2 separate regions of the Mus musculus genome follow, and region 2 is linked to region 1. Evidence: chromatin loops called from intact Hi-C (ENCODE). Cell type or tissue: heart. All regions are shown on one strand.

Region 1 (8,000 bases):
CGACATATGATGCCCTGATTCGGCTGTGTCCCAGCAACCAGACAGACTCAAGAAAAGCCTCGCCCATACCAAGTAGTCACCTTAAACTTAGGATCTCTGGACCGGTGGAATAAATAGCTGAGCAGGTTAAAGCTCTTGTTACCAAGGCCCATACTTGAGAATAGCCCCCCACCCCTGGTTCTACCTGGTAGAAGAAGAGAATCAACTCCTGTCCTGTGACCTTCACATGTGTGTACATACATGCCCAAGCACACACAAGACACAACACAAATATACACAAATAGATAGATAGATGATAGATAGATAGATAGATAGATAGACAGACAGACAGGTAGGTAGGTAGGTAGGTAGGTATATAGATAGATGGATAGACAGATGATGGATGAATAGCTGGATAGATAGATGATGGATGGATAGATGGATAGATAGATAGATGATGGATGGATAGATGGATAGGTAGGTAGATAGATGATGGATGGATAGATAGATAGATAGATGATGGATGGATAGATGGATAGGTAGGTAGGTAGATAGATAGTTGATGGATAGATGGATAGGTAGGTAGGTAGATAGGTAGATAGATAAGTATAATTGATTTAGAATATCAACGTTCAAGAAGCCTTCAGCCCACAAAGCAAGCTTATCCCATATTCCTATCCTATCCACTCCCCCACATCCAGCCAGAGATGACTATTTCCTATGCTCTCTGTCTGCCAACCTTCAGCACGACATCCTCCCTCCTGGTCTCAGCCATGTCCCACTAAGAATACCAAGACTCCACTGTTAGCATTCTGTCTAAATTCCACCCCACAGTTACCTGGCAACAGCCAGGTATGCTCCTCCCCACAGTTACCTGGCAACAGCCAGGTAGGCCTGACCCACTATGAAAGGGGCAACAGATCTCTTGTGACAGAGTCATAGATGGCTGTGAGCCACCATGTGGAAGCTGGACATTGAAGCTGGGTTCTCTCTAAGAGCAACAAGTGTTCGGAAGAGCTGAGCCACCTCTCTAGCCTCCTGGGTGGTTTTTATGGCGTAAAGGGAACCCTAAGGGAAGATATTAAGGGGAGCTTTGTGTGTAACACTAAGCCTTTGCCTGTGAGCTCGGCATGTGACCGCTGCCCCCAATTTACTGTTCATCTTTTATCTTCTCATGCCCAACTACAATGTGGTTTATTACACAGATTCTCATTGAATAAGCAAACTCCCGAAGGTGGGCTGGTGAGATAAGGAGAGATCCTCAGGAGAGCGTTGTGTGTAATAACAACATTTAACCTTGCCTGTGGGCACAGCATGGAATTCTTCTCCCTGGCTTATTGTTCATCTTTTGTCCTTTTGTGTCCAGATACAACATGTTTATTGTACAAACTCTCAGAAGCAGAGTGAACTCTGTGTGTTCCAAGGTTGACTTAAACCACTGAACTAACAGAGGGCCAATCACAGGGTACTGTTGTGAACATCGTACACAAAGGTACTGGGACCTTTAACTCACCTATGAGTTATCTTGAAGTTGCCCAAATATACACCAGGGGTTTAAAGCATGGAGAGGGACAGCGAAGAAAGAAACTGGGCCTGCGCACTGGTGGCTAACTCAGGAGGCAGAGACAGACAAGTCTCTGAGTTCGAGGCCAGCCTGGTCTACAGAACAAGTTCCAGAACCACCGGGGCTACACAGAGAAACCCTATCCTGGAAGAGAAAAAAAAAAGGAAGGAAAGAAGGAAGGAGAGGGAAGGGGAGAGGGGAAGGAGAAGGGGAGGGGAGGGGAAGAGGAAGAGAAGAGAGGGGACAGGAGGGGAGGGGAGGGGAGAGGAGGGGAGGGGAGGGGAGGGGAGGGGAGGGGAGGGGAGGGGAGGGGACAGGACAGCAGACTGGGGAAAGAAAAGCAGCCTGTGGTCTCTTACCTGGGGAGAATGGTGTAGAGTCCATCTGAGTCGTAACCTGATTAGTCAGACACCAATTGAGTATTTCTGTTTTTCCTTGTTAGGCATTGTTCTTCTCTTCGATAGTTCCCAAACCACACAGGAGAAGAAAACAGTGTAAAACCCAGCTTAAAAAAGACAATCAAGGTTCTCCTGTGGAGAAGGGCAGGGAACAAGAGCCTATAAATTAAGTATGTGGATTTAAAAAAGGAATCAGTCTGCATTTTAAGGGACTTTATTACATCGAGAATATTCTAAGGCCTGGGCATAGACCGACAGGGAGATGAAGCAGTCAAGGTAAGTCTCTCCCCATGTGGCCAATCCTTCACAACTTCACAAAATATCCTGTGGCAGAACAAATCTAATTTGTTTTTGGCATCAGGCTGCATTTCCATAAACTCCTCCTTGGCATTGGCTCTGGTGTCCCAGGAAATTAAAATTTAGAGCCAAACTCCCCTTACACATAATAATAACCTCGTTATGGAGGTGCTCGCAAACGGATCACGAGCGGGAAGCAGCTCTCTCCCGTGATTAGTTTAATTAGCGCCTTCCTCGGTCTCATCAGGAATGTTGAGGTTCAGCTGGGCAGGGAGTCCGGCAAAGTGGCTGAGCTGCCTCCGGGACACGCGGAGGGCGGGGTGGGGTGGGATAGGGGCTTCTGAGAAGGCTCTGAATTCCGGAACCCCAGTGGCCTCAAAGATAGACCAGTTCCTGGTCCAGAGGAGACACACAGGCTCCCTGGACAGTACAGGTTCAGACACCTGGCATTTACTTGGCAGATCCCTGTTAGGAGTGCTCCCACCTTTCATGCCTCCTCCCTTCCCCCCCAGATTTCAGCTACAGTAGAATCTAGGCATCTTCACTCACCTAGTCTTTGTGTCAACTCAGGGTGAGAATTACTGAGAGTGCTGAAATTCTAGACCGTGCCGGAACCTCCCACACAAGACCACATTTTCTTTCCACAATCTACAGCCACTTCCAGTTCACAGGCCAGGGTGGGAACTTTAATAAACAGTAGAATTTGCCAGAGTGGCAGGGGCGGAAAAGGAGGTAGAACAGGGGAGCCCAGGACAATGCGTTGTCTCCAGGCCATGGGGACACAGAAGGTCACCTGAGATGGCACATTGTAGGTCAGAGAGAACAGGGTAAGAGCAAGTCCTGACGTAGGAACGAACGGTAACAGCTTAGGGGATCTTGTATCAGGTATAGGCCTTCGCAGGGTGGGGTTGGAAAGTGTAAAGGTTGTCAGAGAGAAAACAGAGTCACTTAGGTCAAGCTGGAAAGCCCTGGAGTAGCGACTGTCACCAAGTCCTGGATAAAAAGGACTGCCCTCCAAAGACTGACAGAATCACAGCCTCGAACAAGGGCATCTACAACCTTACACACTACACCACGATTGTGCAAGGACATTTGATCCGCCGTCTTCTGTTTAAATTTGGACTGACCTCTGACCTTTGAACGCCCTTGTCCACTAGTCTGCCTGGCCAAAGGATTGTTGCAACAAAAGAGGTTGTGTGATCTTTCTCATTTTTGCCTTTAGAAGCCTTCCTTTCTGTAACTCCAGCAACGAATACACTAAAAGCTGGCCCTGCCTCACGACCCTCTGGGGTGGCCACACTCAGAGTTTACCATGGCACACATCTTCTTGCAATGCCACTATTCCTGTTGGCCTTTGGAGAAGCTTTGTGTTGGCGACTTGGCTTAGCAAAGGCCTCTCCCCCAGATTCTGAGCAGCAGGTGTGCAAGCAAGATGGTCCCGAAACTTCCAGCTCCTTATTCCCCCTGGTGAGAAAGTGTTTCTCCTCCAGGTTTCAAGCCGTTCCTGGGCACAGAAACAGGAGCGCTTCAAACAGGGTAATTGCAACTATGTCTCCATTTACCCAACCCTTGTGCTTGTGCTAAAGGACAGGTGTCCGTGCAGCACGAGGCCATTGAATGTTTGACCTCCAACTTCAAACAACATTCCCTTCCTTTTGCTTTATCTCAGATGTAGATTTACACTGTTTAATAATTTACTACAGGAGAAGTCCTTGAAACAAATCTCGGGAGATAAGCTGCTGCAGGGGAGTTGCCCAGACTTGTTGAGTTTGCCAGTATTCTTGTTTAATCATCTCTAGCCACTTGTTATGATTTGGACCTTAAGTGTCCCCTAAGAGTCCGTTTGCTAAAGGTTTGCTCGCTCACCTGTGGTGTTCTTGGGAGATGATGGAATGTTTTAAAAAATGTCAAGGTTAATACTGATCATTAAAAGGGCTGGAGAGATGGCTCATCAGTTAAGAGTACTTACTGTTCCTGCAGAGGCCCCAGGTTGGGGTCAGAGCATCCATAAGATGGCTCAGTCCTAATTCCAGTTACATTGGTTTCTGGCGCCCTCTTCTGGATTCTAGAGGCACTACATGCATGTGGTGCAGCTATAACAGGCAAAACCCACTCATACATAAAATTAAAATAAATAAATAAAAATCTAAAAAAAAAACAAAAACACCCTCTTCGATCATCAGATTGGCAGGAACTAGAATCACCTAAAAAACAAACCTATAGCATGTTTGTGAGGGATTTCTAAGTTGGGCTGAGGTGAGAAGACCCGTCCTAATGTAGGCTATGGGCTGGGACCCTTGACTAAACGAAAAGGATTAAGTCACGTGACAGCATTCAAGGCCCTCTACTTCCTGCCTGTGGATGAAATGTGACCGGAAGCCTCTTGCGTCTGCACTGGACCTTCCAACTATGATGGACTCTGAACCCAAACTGAGAGCCAAAGTTAACCCTTTGGAGGACCGTAGTGTCTACAGCTGCTGTTCTCAACCTGTAGCTCGCAACCCACCTGGGTCAAACGACCCTTTCAGAGGATCGCCTTAGACCATCTGCATATCAGATATTTACAACATGATTCATAACAGTAGCAAATTTACAGTTATGAAGTAGCAATGAAAATACTTTTATGGTTGGGGGTCACCCTAGCATGAGGAGCTGTCTCAAAGAGTGGAAGTGTTAGGAAGGTTGAGAACGGTTAGGAAGGGGGATAAAGGAACACAGGACATTGGGGTGTGCCCTTGAAGAGGCCCTGGAGGCACACATTTTTTTTCCAGCCTACTTTTAAAAAGGTTCACCCTCTCCTCTAGTCCACCACCCAGCAGAGGTAGTGAAAGAGAAAAGTTATTGAATATGTGCATCTCAGGTAATGTGCCACATCACTGGAACCCTAACTCAGCCCTGCAGAATTTTCTCTTCCATGCCTTCATTCTCAGCTTCCGAGGTGATGAGACTGGCAGAAACCCTTGGTCATTGGCAAAATCCTGAGCCTTCTTTCCTTCCTAAGACAAGCTGGTCAATCTCATCCACCCTCAATGTTCTTTTTCTTTGTTTTAAGATTTATTTATTCATTTTATGTATATGAGTACACTGTAGATGTACAGATGGTTGTGAGCCTTCATGTAGTTGTTGGGAATTGAGGTTTTAGGACCTCTGCTTGCTCCGGTCAACCCTGGCCCAAAGATTTATTTATTATTATACACAAGTACACTGTAGCTGTCTTCAGATGCACCAGAAGAGGGCATCAGATCTCAGTACGGGTGGTTGTGAGCCACCATGTGGTTGCTGGGATTTGAACTCAGGACCTCTGGAAGAGCAGTCATTGCTTTTACCTGCTGAGCCATCTCTCCAGCCCCACCCTCGATGTTCTACTGAAGTTTTTGCCATCTATTTCTTCTACAGAGGCTATGGGTGTGGCTTTTAACAGCCCCACAGTACAGGCCAAGCAACACCAAATTAAAATGAAGGCTGCTTTCGGTAAAGGACAGGGTCTCACTGTAACACCCTGGGTGACAGGGAACTCACTATGTAGACCAGGCCAGCCTAGATCTTGAAGAGTGTGTCTCCATCATTGAGAGATACTAACTTCTCTTAGAGCTCAATGATGTGGTAAGAAGAAGAATTCTCTCGGGAAACATTTTCTTACTAAAGAAAACAGTGAGAATTGTCTCATCTGAACGCAGAAAGTGAGACATCTCATTGTGAGTGGATATCCTCTGCTAACCCCATCCCCCTGAGGGAGGCAGGACAGCAGTTGGAGGTCGTCGGGCAACAGGACATGAAGTGCCTGGGTGATATTTTTCACACAAGCTGTGAACATGGTAGGCTTGCCAGCATATTGCCAGTAGCAAGTGTCCCTAAGAACCTCCCAAACCAAGGCTGCTGACAGGTCTGGCATCTTATTGGAAGTGGATTTTGTGACTGGCAACATCTGACAGTTGCCAGGTGGTTTGGAACACTGGTATAGTTTCCTGTTGTTCAACTCTAAGATCTCATGGATAGATAGATAGATAGATAGATAGATAGATAGATAGATAGACGGATAGATAGATAGATCTTGAAAACAGAAAGGTAACTCCTATTTCTCCATCAGTAGTGATCAATGTACTGCACAATTGGTTTGGTGCAGAGATTCTGGAGACCCAAGCCTGGGCTTCAGACAAACTCTCTGTCATTGAACGGACTTGTCATTGAAGGGACCTGTCAGTGCCAGCCCTGTACCATGTAAATTACAGTGACTATAAGATTTTTAAAAAATTCTTCTGTTTATAAAGTTTTAAACAAACAACCCCCCACCCTCCTCACTACAGAAAACCAAGAGCGGTTTTCGGAAACACACCAATGGATACAAGAAGAGGCATGCTTGTGTTCATGTTGGCATAGCCTCGGGCTTTGAGCAGGGGGGCCCACACAGCAGGCTGTACAGCTGTTGAAGGGTAGAAATGGGTCGCACAACCTCACCCTGCCATCGTTTTCTGAGCAGACGCTGTCCTCCACCCCACAGTTCGGGCATTCTGTCTTTAATGTGACATCTGCCCCGCTGTGCCACGCTCAGCTCTGCTCATCTTATGCTAAACATACTTCACCCTCTCCATAGGTGACATCACCCTCTCCATGGGTGACATCACTCTCTCCGTGGGTGACATCACCCTCTCCATAACCTGTGACACAGGTAAATTTTATTAGCAGAGAGCAGCTTACTGGTCCAAGGGGAGCATTTTGCTGAGCTGGAAATCTGTTTCAAATAGTCCGGCTTTAGGATATGCGTGCCTAGCTGCACTTAACATCGTTCCTGTTTTCAGTGGAGATCAAGGAAAGGGTCCCAGATAGATCAAACTGGAAATTAGGGCAGAAGCTGGGCAGATCTGGACTGGGGGTGTTTTGCTCCACTGCAGCCTCCCACTGATAACAGGGGAGAATCAGGTGCCCTCCTCCATCCCTGTACTGTGACCTTTCCCATAGCCCACCTGCCAAGTACACCTTACACTTGCTTGTTGTGTTTCTGAGTATTCTCTGGGCACCCTCTCCCACCTCAGGAAGATACAAGCAGCTAAGAGCAGGTTTCTTATCTGTTTGGCTCTCTGAGGTTCCCCAACCATTTAGAGCTGTGCCCCCGGCCCTTCATGTGCTCCTGGTATCTGTTCAATAAATAACACCTTACCACTTGGTAGGTTAGCGGGGATGAAGGTTTTCACATTTGTAACAGAAAGCACAGCGGGTGGGCCATTAGGAGGCTGAAGAAGACCCCACAGAGCATGGAAGGCCTGGAGGCTGTTATCAGTCGGAGTAGGAGGTGCTCTAAATCAACACCCTCCTGGCCCAGGGAGATTATCAAGTAAGTAAGACAATGGGACCAGACAGAAAGGCACCTGGAAATGAGCCAGCAGGAAGTGGGGAGAGAGTGGTTTCTGGTTTCGATTTTCTTTGTCTTCGTGGGTTTGGTGTTTCACTCTAATCCCTTTTGATCCCCTTGGTTAAATCCTATTATTTAGACACTTGATTCTAGTAGAATCTTTTTTTACCAATAAAAAAATCTCTGTGGTGTCTGTGTGTGTGTGTGTGTGTGTGTGTGTGTGTGTGTGTGTGTGTATGTGTGGGTGGGTGTGTGTAGGCCAGAGGTCCACATAGGCCTCTTCTCCACAATTCTTCTTTCTGAGACAAGGGCTCACCATGAGGCCCTGGCTGTCCTGGAACTCACTACATAGAATAGGCTGACTCCAAACTCACAGAGATCTGCCTGCCTCTGTCTATGTGCTAAGATTGAAGGT
Region 2 (8,000 bases), 170 kb before region 1:
ACAGCAAGGGCTACCCAGGACAGACAGTGAGACCCTGTCTCAAAATAACAAACAAAACAAGCAAGGGGCTGTAAAGATGGCTCAGCGGTTAAGAGTGCCAACTGCTCTTCCGAAGGGCGAAGGATGTGAATTCAAATCCCAGCAACCACATGATGGCTCACAACCACCTGTAATGAGATCTGATGCCCTCTTCTGGGGTGTCTGAAGACAGCTACAGTGAGCAAGCAGGGCCGGAGCAAGAAAAACTGTCTGAAGACAGTTACAGTATACTTATGTATAATAAAGAAATAACTCATTAAAAAAAAAACGAATGGAAAATAAACAAAACAAAACAACAAACTCCAGAGCCAAAACCCTATTTCAGGAAACCAAAACCAAACCAAAACAAAACACCCTCCTACAAAAAGAAAAAAAAAAAACAACCCACCAAGCAATAGTCCTAAACTGGTTTAGTGAGATGCAGATGGCCAAGCCTGAGAAATTAGTAATAAATACATTTGTATCTGAAGGAGGATACCTGATAGCAAGGGACAGATGAGATATGTCTGTTTGCTCAACAAATTATGCAATTCATGAACACACACACACACATACACACACATACACACACATATACACATACACACACACATACACACACACACATATACACGCATACACGTACACACACATACACACACATACACACACATACACACACACATACATACACACACACATACACACACATACATACACACACACACACACACACACACACACACACACACACACACACACATACACACACACCACTGACAGTGAATATTGTGCCCTGGTCCACTTGGTACTGCTTTTCTCGTTTTTCACCTAAGATTTTTCTACACCATGTCAACAAGTTTTAAGGATGCCTTCAAAACCTAGAGTCAAATATGGCTCATCTACTATGTCTAAATCTAGGTTAAAAGTAAATTTGTGCTCAAATGTGTAGGTTTCAATTTTTTTTTTAAGTAAAAGTTCAGGGCTGGAAAGACAGCTCACTGGTTAAGAGCACTGGCTGCTTCTCTAGAGGACCCACATCAAGTTCCCAGCACCCACGCGGAAGCTGCTATTGTTGGAACCTCAGTTCCAGGGAGATATGATGCCCTCTTTGGATTCTGTAGACAAAGCATGCATGTACACTAATGCATGTATGTAAGATATGTATCGATGGATTTATATCATCATTTATAACAGAATCAGAAAGTATTCCAACGTCCCAACATGGGGAATGACTAACAAAACACACATAATCAGAGTCTAAAACCAAGAGAATTCATCAGCTGTCTGAAATCATATTTCCTAAAAATAAATATTAAAGTAGTGTGCAGTGGGGAAGGAAGTAAAATTCATAACTGCAGTAATGGAAACATGACAGAGACTCACAAAACCCAAGGTGCACTGGTGCGCTTGCCCAATTAGCCATTATTTCCTCGTCCGGGTGAGGCTGCCCATATTAATAGCGGTAAAAAGTAAATAAAGACAACCAGGGTAAACCCCATGTGCTAAGTACACATACCTCACACCGGAGGGCAAATGTCCGGGAAAGAGCGCCATCAAGAATCACCACACCTCAGTGATCACACTAAAATTCAGGGACACCTTGGCAACCGGGTGTCAATCATAGGTGTACAGTTTGACCTACCCTGGAACCTAACGGTAGATTTGGGATTTTTTTCCCCCCTAATCCAAGTAATTACTTAGAGATGCATACACAGCACAAGTATCTGGCTGCTGGTGCCAGCTTTATTTCTTACACCACAGTCCCTTCATCCTTTAACCACTGAAGCGCATACAAGGTTAAAGATAAAGATCAAGTAAGTCTACTGGCTTCCATTCACTCTTCCCGAGGTTTGAGTTCAGGTGAGCAGGCGGCTCGCAGGCGGACAGTCTCATACATCTGTCCTAAGAACCTTGTGTTTGAAAACACAAAAGCACACGAGTCCTGTGGTACTTGGACTAACAGCATCCCATCACCTTGGTAGTTACAAAATGATTGAACAATAACAGCAAGTTAGTTGCGATGTACATTTCTTTTATATTAATTAGTATTCTTAGACCTTCTTTTTCTGTTTGTTTCTTTCGAGACAGGGTTTCTCTGTATAGCCCTGGCTGTCCTGGAACTCACTCTGTAGATCAGGCTGGCCTCGAACTCAGAAATCCCAAGTGTTGGGATTAAAGGCAGGCACCACCACTGCCTGGCTTCTTAGATCCTTTAAATTTGCTCTACTCTAGCCCTTGGATAAATTATTTTAAGAGACTCAATCTAGATGCTGATTCAAGATATAACTTTCCATATAACTAACCTCCATACTTGGGGTTTGTGGTGATCAGAGGATTTCAGATTATTTCCTTTTTTTTTTAAGATTTATTCATTAAATGTATATGAGTACACCATTGCTCTCTTCAGACACACCAGAAGAGGGCGTTGGATCCCATTACAGATGGTTATGAGCCACCATGTGGTTGCTGGGATTTGAACTCAGGACCTTCAGAAGAGCAATCAGTGCTCTTAACCGCTGAGCCATCTCTCCAGCCCTTAGATGATTTCTGACACCAACTCTGGCAATGCTGCTTCAAAATAAAGCTTCTATTACACAGTCAAAGCTGTTTTTATTGCATTTTTAATATTTCTCTGTAATACAAGAACTGAACCATGACATTAACAGTTATGAGAAGTGACTGGTTGCTTAGTAATGTGGTTATGAGACTTCCAGTCGAGTCAAGAGATCAGTGCTAAACTGCAGGTCAGAACTTTTGAACACAACTTCCACAGCTGAGCCAAACTGCATGAACTTCAGGGCTCTTTCATTCCAGGCATTAAGTTTTCTGGTAACCACTTTTGTGAGAATCAGCGTAGTAACAAAAGATTAGGAGATGATGCTAGCTGCTAAATTTATTTGCCCCACCCAAAATGATCAGGTGCAGGTCCTGGCTAAAACTTCACCCTCTATGGCTAGCAGGTTAGGTTAACGATACAATGCGGAACACAAATGAGGTCTTGAGTTTTATCTCCAGGAGCTAGCTAGCTAGATGGATGGATGGATAGAATCGCCATCTAGGTAACTCGACCAAAATTCTTAACTTCTTGGATCCCCATCTACTCTCTCCACTAAGAATATATAGTTTCAAAAGTAAAGCAGACTAAGTGATACATTTGCAAATGCTAAGGAGATCATTCGTTGTGACTTACTACCAAGCAGGTGTATCCTTCAAAAACAGCCTTTAGACATAGACCTACATTTTCTCATAACTTTAAGCTATCGGGTTAATCACATATGTGTAGAACTCGACAAAAGTATGGCACTGTCTAGTTTTAAAATGACCTGAGGAATCCGTAGTTAACAGTCACAATCAGTATGCAAGGAAGCCAACAAAAAGGGAAACTGAGGAAGATGTTTACCCTGAAAAGGAACGAAGATACACCTCTCAGATAATTACTTCCCGATCCCCAACGGCAATAAAACAGAGGACTAAGCGACAATGACTCTCTGTAGAGAAACGACAATATATATATACAGTTCCTCTTACCGCTCTCCTGATGTAACAAAATTGAAAAAACAAAACAAAAATAAAAACAAAAAATCAACCAACAAACAACAACAAACAAAAGCAGGAAACCCCTGACTGGGCAAGGTGTGCTTTACCTGCGTGGAGCGCGTTTGGAGAGCCTCACCAACAGGGGACCAGACGCTGTCGTTCAACTTACTTTTGAACGCGGGTTGAGGGTTAGGGATGTGCGCAGGAAGCCACCTACCTCTCACAGATTTCCCGATGCTGTGCAAGTGCGTGATCGAACTGTAGTTCTGAGCCACGCTCTTTAGGAACGCCTCCATCCCTTCCTGGTGGTGATATCGGAAATCCAGGGCGGCCACCACGGGCAGCAGAAGCCCCAGCCACAGGCGCGCGCGGTCCATGTCCTAGAGATGGAGGAGAAGTGAGCAGCTGGGTCCGCCACGGAGAAGCGCGGGCATCGCCAGCCCCGAGTCCTCTCCGCCCTCGGGGGCACCTGAGCTCTACGCTCCCTCCTCCGAGGAGCCAGGTGAAGGTGTTCCCACCGGAGCCCCGCAGCCCGCCCGAGTCCCCGCAGCAGCACCCTTCCGCAAACCTCACCAGTACCAGGCGCGCGTCTCCGCCCGCCGGCGAGCGCTGGGCGCTCGGGGGAGTTATAGTCCGGACAGAGGGGCGGGCCCCGGGCGACACGCCCACCAACACGCCCGCTCCGCGCCGCTCCCGCCCCGTGGGGCGGGATCTCCGCCCTAGCTCCCAGGACAACGTGCCCTGCAGGGTATTGAGGACAGCGAGCGAGCCTGGTGGGCGGTGGGGCATGACCTGTCGGAGCCCGTGTTGGACGTGGGGCCTGCCCTCCGCCACCGCGGTCCCGGGAACGCTGCGCAGATGGTGCCCACGGTGGGCGGTGGGCGGGCCACCTGGAGTCCAAGCTGGGCCAGGCTTTCAGCCCTGTGCTGCAACTGAGAAAGCCAGGGAGCTTTCAAGAGAGAACATGTGTGTGAGCCTTACGTGTGCCGAGTGTGCGGTACAGGACCATGTCCAACAAAAGTGTCTAGTAGATAGCATTTGACTGAATCAGAGTTGAGTTTGTGACCAACTCGCAGGACAAAAGCAGAGCTGCTGTCGTCGCTGCTCCGTGGTCCTCAGGCCAGTTCCGGTGCTTCTGCCTAAAATTCTGCTTTCTGGGTGGAGGGGGTGACCTGTGTTTGCATTAAAGAGAACACAGATCGTGACTGGTGAGAAGTGGGTTCGTGACAAGGGGCCATCATGTTCTAAAGGGCACCACACGCACAGTCTCTCTGTCCCATGGATTTACATACACTGTTAAAGAAACACCGGCTCCTGCAAGGGTCTGGGGCAAACAAACTCGGAAAACTACCGATTTGTTATAACACATCTTGAACAGATTCTTTTTAAATAGTGACGGCAGGGACCATCCCAAATTGAGGGGATGGAATTTTCTTCCCAGTGTACAGAAGGAGAGGGTTTTTCTTAAAAGGGTCCTTGAGGGTAGGAGAGATCACTGAGAGGATTAAGATTCTTGGGCTGCGAATCTGGCTCCCGGAATTGCAGTCTCAGAAGCCATCTAAAGGTAGAAGGAGAGACCGACTCCACTGAGTTGTTCTCTGACGGCAACAGGCACAACGTGATCCTTGCTGCACCGCGCCCCCCCCCCCGCCCGCCCCTTACATACGACTAATAAAAGAATTAATGTTTTAAAGCAGAGGTTCTCAGCCTGTGGGTGGAGACCCCCTGAGGACATAGGGACTTTCACAGGGATTTCCTGAATAACAGATATTTACTTTGCGTTTCATAAGAGTAACAAAATTACAATGAAGTCACAACGAAATGGTTTTATGGTTAGGCGGGGGGTCAGCACAAAATAGGGAAATGTATTAAAGGGTTGCAGCATTAGGAAGGTTGAGAGCCACTGTTTTAGAGGTTTAAGTGGGGAGGGACACAGTGGAGAACCTGGGGTGAAGGACTGCCTGCCCTCTCTTACAAATACAGATGGTGTAAGGTTATGAGGTCTGAGGGATCTTCAAGGTCTCCTGTGATTTCAGGCAGTAAGTCCTTCCTCTGACCCCAGGACTATGTGAATTCACTGTGCTAGGCGTACTAAGAACTATGTAAAATGGCAGTCAATCTAACGCCTTGAATAAGGTTGGTAGGCACATCGTTAGAGCCATGACGTGTTTATTAAATACACCCAGCTTAATGAATACGTCTTTAAGGAGAATTTTCTGACGATTGGGAAACCTTAACACAGCGCTTACATTTTCGGACATAGCTGTTGCTGTGCTAAATGTACTGCCACCATGGGCTTGGGAGAGCTTCTCCTTTCACTGATCATGGGTTGAAAGAGCTGAAAGGAAAGGAGAGGGGTGTGGCTTGGGGGGCAGCCACGGAGTTTATGCAGTTATTATGTGGGACAGGAAGGAGATGAGCGAAATGAAGAATTGTCTCACTAGAGATCACAGACTGCTGCAGAAGTAAACGGAAGGGGTGTCACTTCCTGGAGCACAGCAGCACATCTTAACCTGTTGGCCATGAACAACCCTTTCGCAGGGGTCTCCTATCAGATTACATTTCACAATGGTAGCAAAATTACAGTTAGGAGGTAGCAACGAAATAGTTTTATGGGTGGGAGTCACCACAATGTGAGGAACTGTATCAAGGGGTCACAGCATTGAGAAGGTTGAGGGCCACTAGTGTAGTGAGTGGCTCTGTGGCTGGAGACTGGGAGATGGTGGCTTTGTCAGTGCTGAGATGGATTGCCCACTGTATTCGGTATTCCGAGAAAACGAAGGGGTGAGAAAAAGTTGCACTTGCTGCCCTGGAGGTTGACATGTGGCAAGAAGGACTGAGTAGGGAATCAGAGGGCTGGGGTCCTGAAGGTTTAGCACTAGTGACCTTAAGTGTGATCTAAGGACAGTGATGTCACCTGGAGCATGCAAAAATTCTGGTTCTCTCATCCCATTGCAAGCCTTAATAGAGTTCCAGAGATCCGTCCTACATTCGGGTGTGAGATGCACTGCTGGGGAGGAAAAGAGGAAAAGAGGAAGAGAGGAGGAGAGGAAGAGAGGAAGAGAGGAAGAGAGGAATAGAGGAAGAGAGGAAGAAAGAGGAAGAGAGAGGAAGAGAGAGGGAGAGAGGAAGAGAGAAGAAGAGAGAGGAAGAGAGAAGAGAGGAAGAGAGGAAGAGAGAGAAGGATGCAGAATAATAAACAAGCTGGATAGAGGGGAAAACTCAGATTTATGGTTTCAGAGGCAACTTTTCTCCCCCCCCCATCTATCTATCTATCTATCTATCTATCTATCTATCTATCTATCTATCTATCTATCTATCTATCTATTCACTTTACATCCCAATTGTAGCCCCCTCCCTCCTCTCTTCACAGTCCCACCCTTACAAATCCCTTAACCTATTCTCTTCCCTTCCCTTCCCTTCCCCTCCCCTCCCCTCCCCTCCCCTTCCTTCCCTTCCCCTTCCCTTCCCTTCCCCTCCCCTCCCCTCCCCTTCCCTTCCCTTCCCTTCCCTTCCCTCCCCTTCTCTTCTCTTCTTTTCTGAGGAGGGGAAGCCCCCCTCCCCCACACCTTCAGTACCACCCTTCTCTGAGACATCCAGTAGTAGCAGGACTTAGCACATCCTTTCCCACTGAGGCCTAACCAGGTAGTCCAGTTAGGGGAAGGGGATCCAGTAGCAGGCAACAGAGCGATAGACAGCTCCCCCACCCCTGCTCCAATTGTTAGGGGACCCACATGAAGACCAATCAAGGCAACTTTTCTTATGATGAAACGATTAAAGTACCGGAAGTCTAATGGTTGACAACTTGGCATATGGATTCTGTATGAGTAAATCTGGTATAAAGTTTACAAGAAAAAAAAAAGACAAGTAAGGCGATACGGTTTGCTTATGAATGTCCGCAGAGGCTCCTGTGTTGAAGGCTTCTGTGTGTAGCAGTATTTAGAGATGGGGCTTTGGAACGCTGCTGGGATCATGATGACTGACCTCAGTAATGGACCGACCCATTGTTTGTGAATAATTTGTGGCACTATTTGGAAATGATGATAACCTGGTAGAGGAGGAGGAAGTAGGTCACTGGGCAAATGACTTTCGAGGATGTATCTTGTTTCTAGCCTTTCTGCTCACTCTCCACCTCCTGCCTCTAAAGAGGTGAGTGGCTTTGTTCTGTTCTGTTCCCATGGTGATCGGCCTCACCACAGAGTCTATGAACTGAAACCTTTGAACCTTTGAACCCAAATAAATCTTTCTACCTATAAGTTGTTTTTCTCAGATGTTTTCTCATAGCAACAAAGGCTCGTTGACATACCAGAAGACAGAACTAACAGCTCTTACAAAATCAAGAGTGGGCAACTAGACTTTAATAGGCAAGTCCTAAAGCAGCAATGCAAACAGCCAGTAAACAGAGTGAATGTTACCAATGAGGCTAGCAAAGAGTTACATAT

What was found. Hi-C counts contacts between places; a loop is a spot of excess contacts. Peaks named below come from ENCODE experiments on the same cell type or tissue, not always from the same donor. Only the 100,000 strongest peaks of a DNase experiment are listed, where the experiment ranks them.
Region 2: it touches region 1 in a loop (2.6-fold over the local background); 3 of 42 quality-filtered maps call a loop at or near these places.

What each region holds. Positions count from the first base shown.
Region 1 is chr10:117,451,965-117,459,964 of GRCm38, reverse strand. Gm51783 (a long non-coding RNA gene) reads right to left here and starts at 3,451. Exons shown (of 3, transcript XR_003948948.1): 1 at 2,788-3,451; 2 at 1,903-2,073. In heart, a CTCF peak has its summit at 4,303 (motif pointing left); DNase peaks (open chromatin) are centred at 4,264 and 7,594; H3K27ac peaks cover 744 bases; H3K27me3 peaks cover 1,239 bases.
Region 2 is chr10:117,625,659-117,633,658 of GRCm38, reverse strand. It overlaps Cpm (carboxypeptidase M), which reads right to left and starts at 4,159. Exons shown (of 9, transcript NM_027468.1): 1 at 4,132-4,159; 2 at 3,776-3,938. The coding sequence starts at 3,935. In heart, no CTCF peak of the experiment used is centred here; a DNase peak (open chromatin) is centred at 4,218; H3K4me3 peaks cover 1,965 bases; H3K27ac peaks cover 918 bases; H3K27me3 peaks cover 5,066 bases.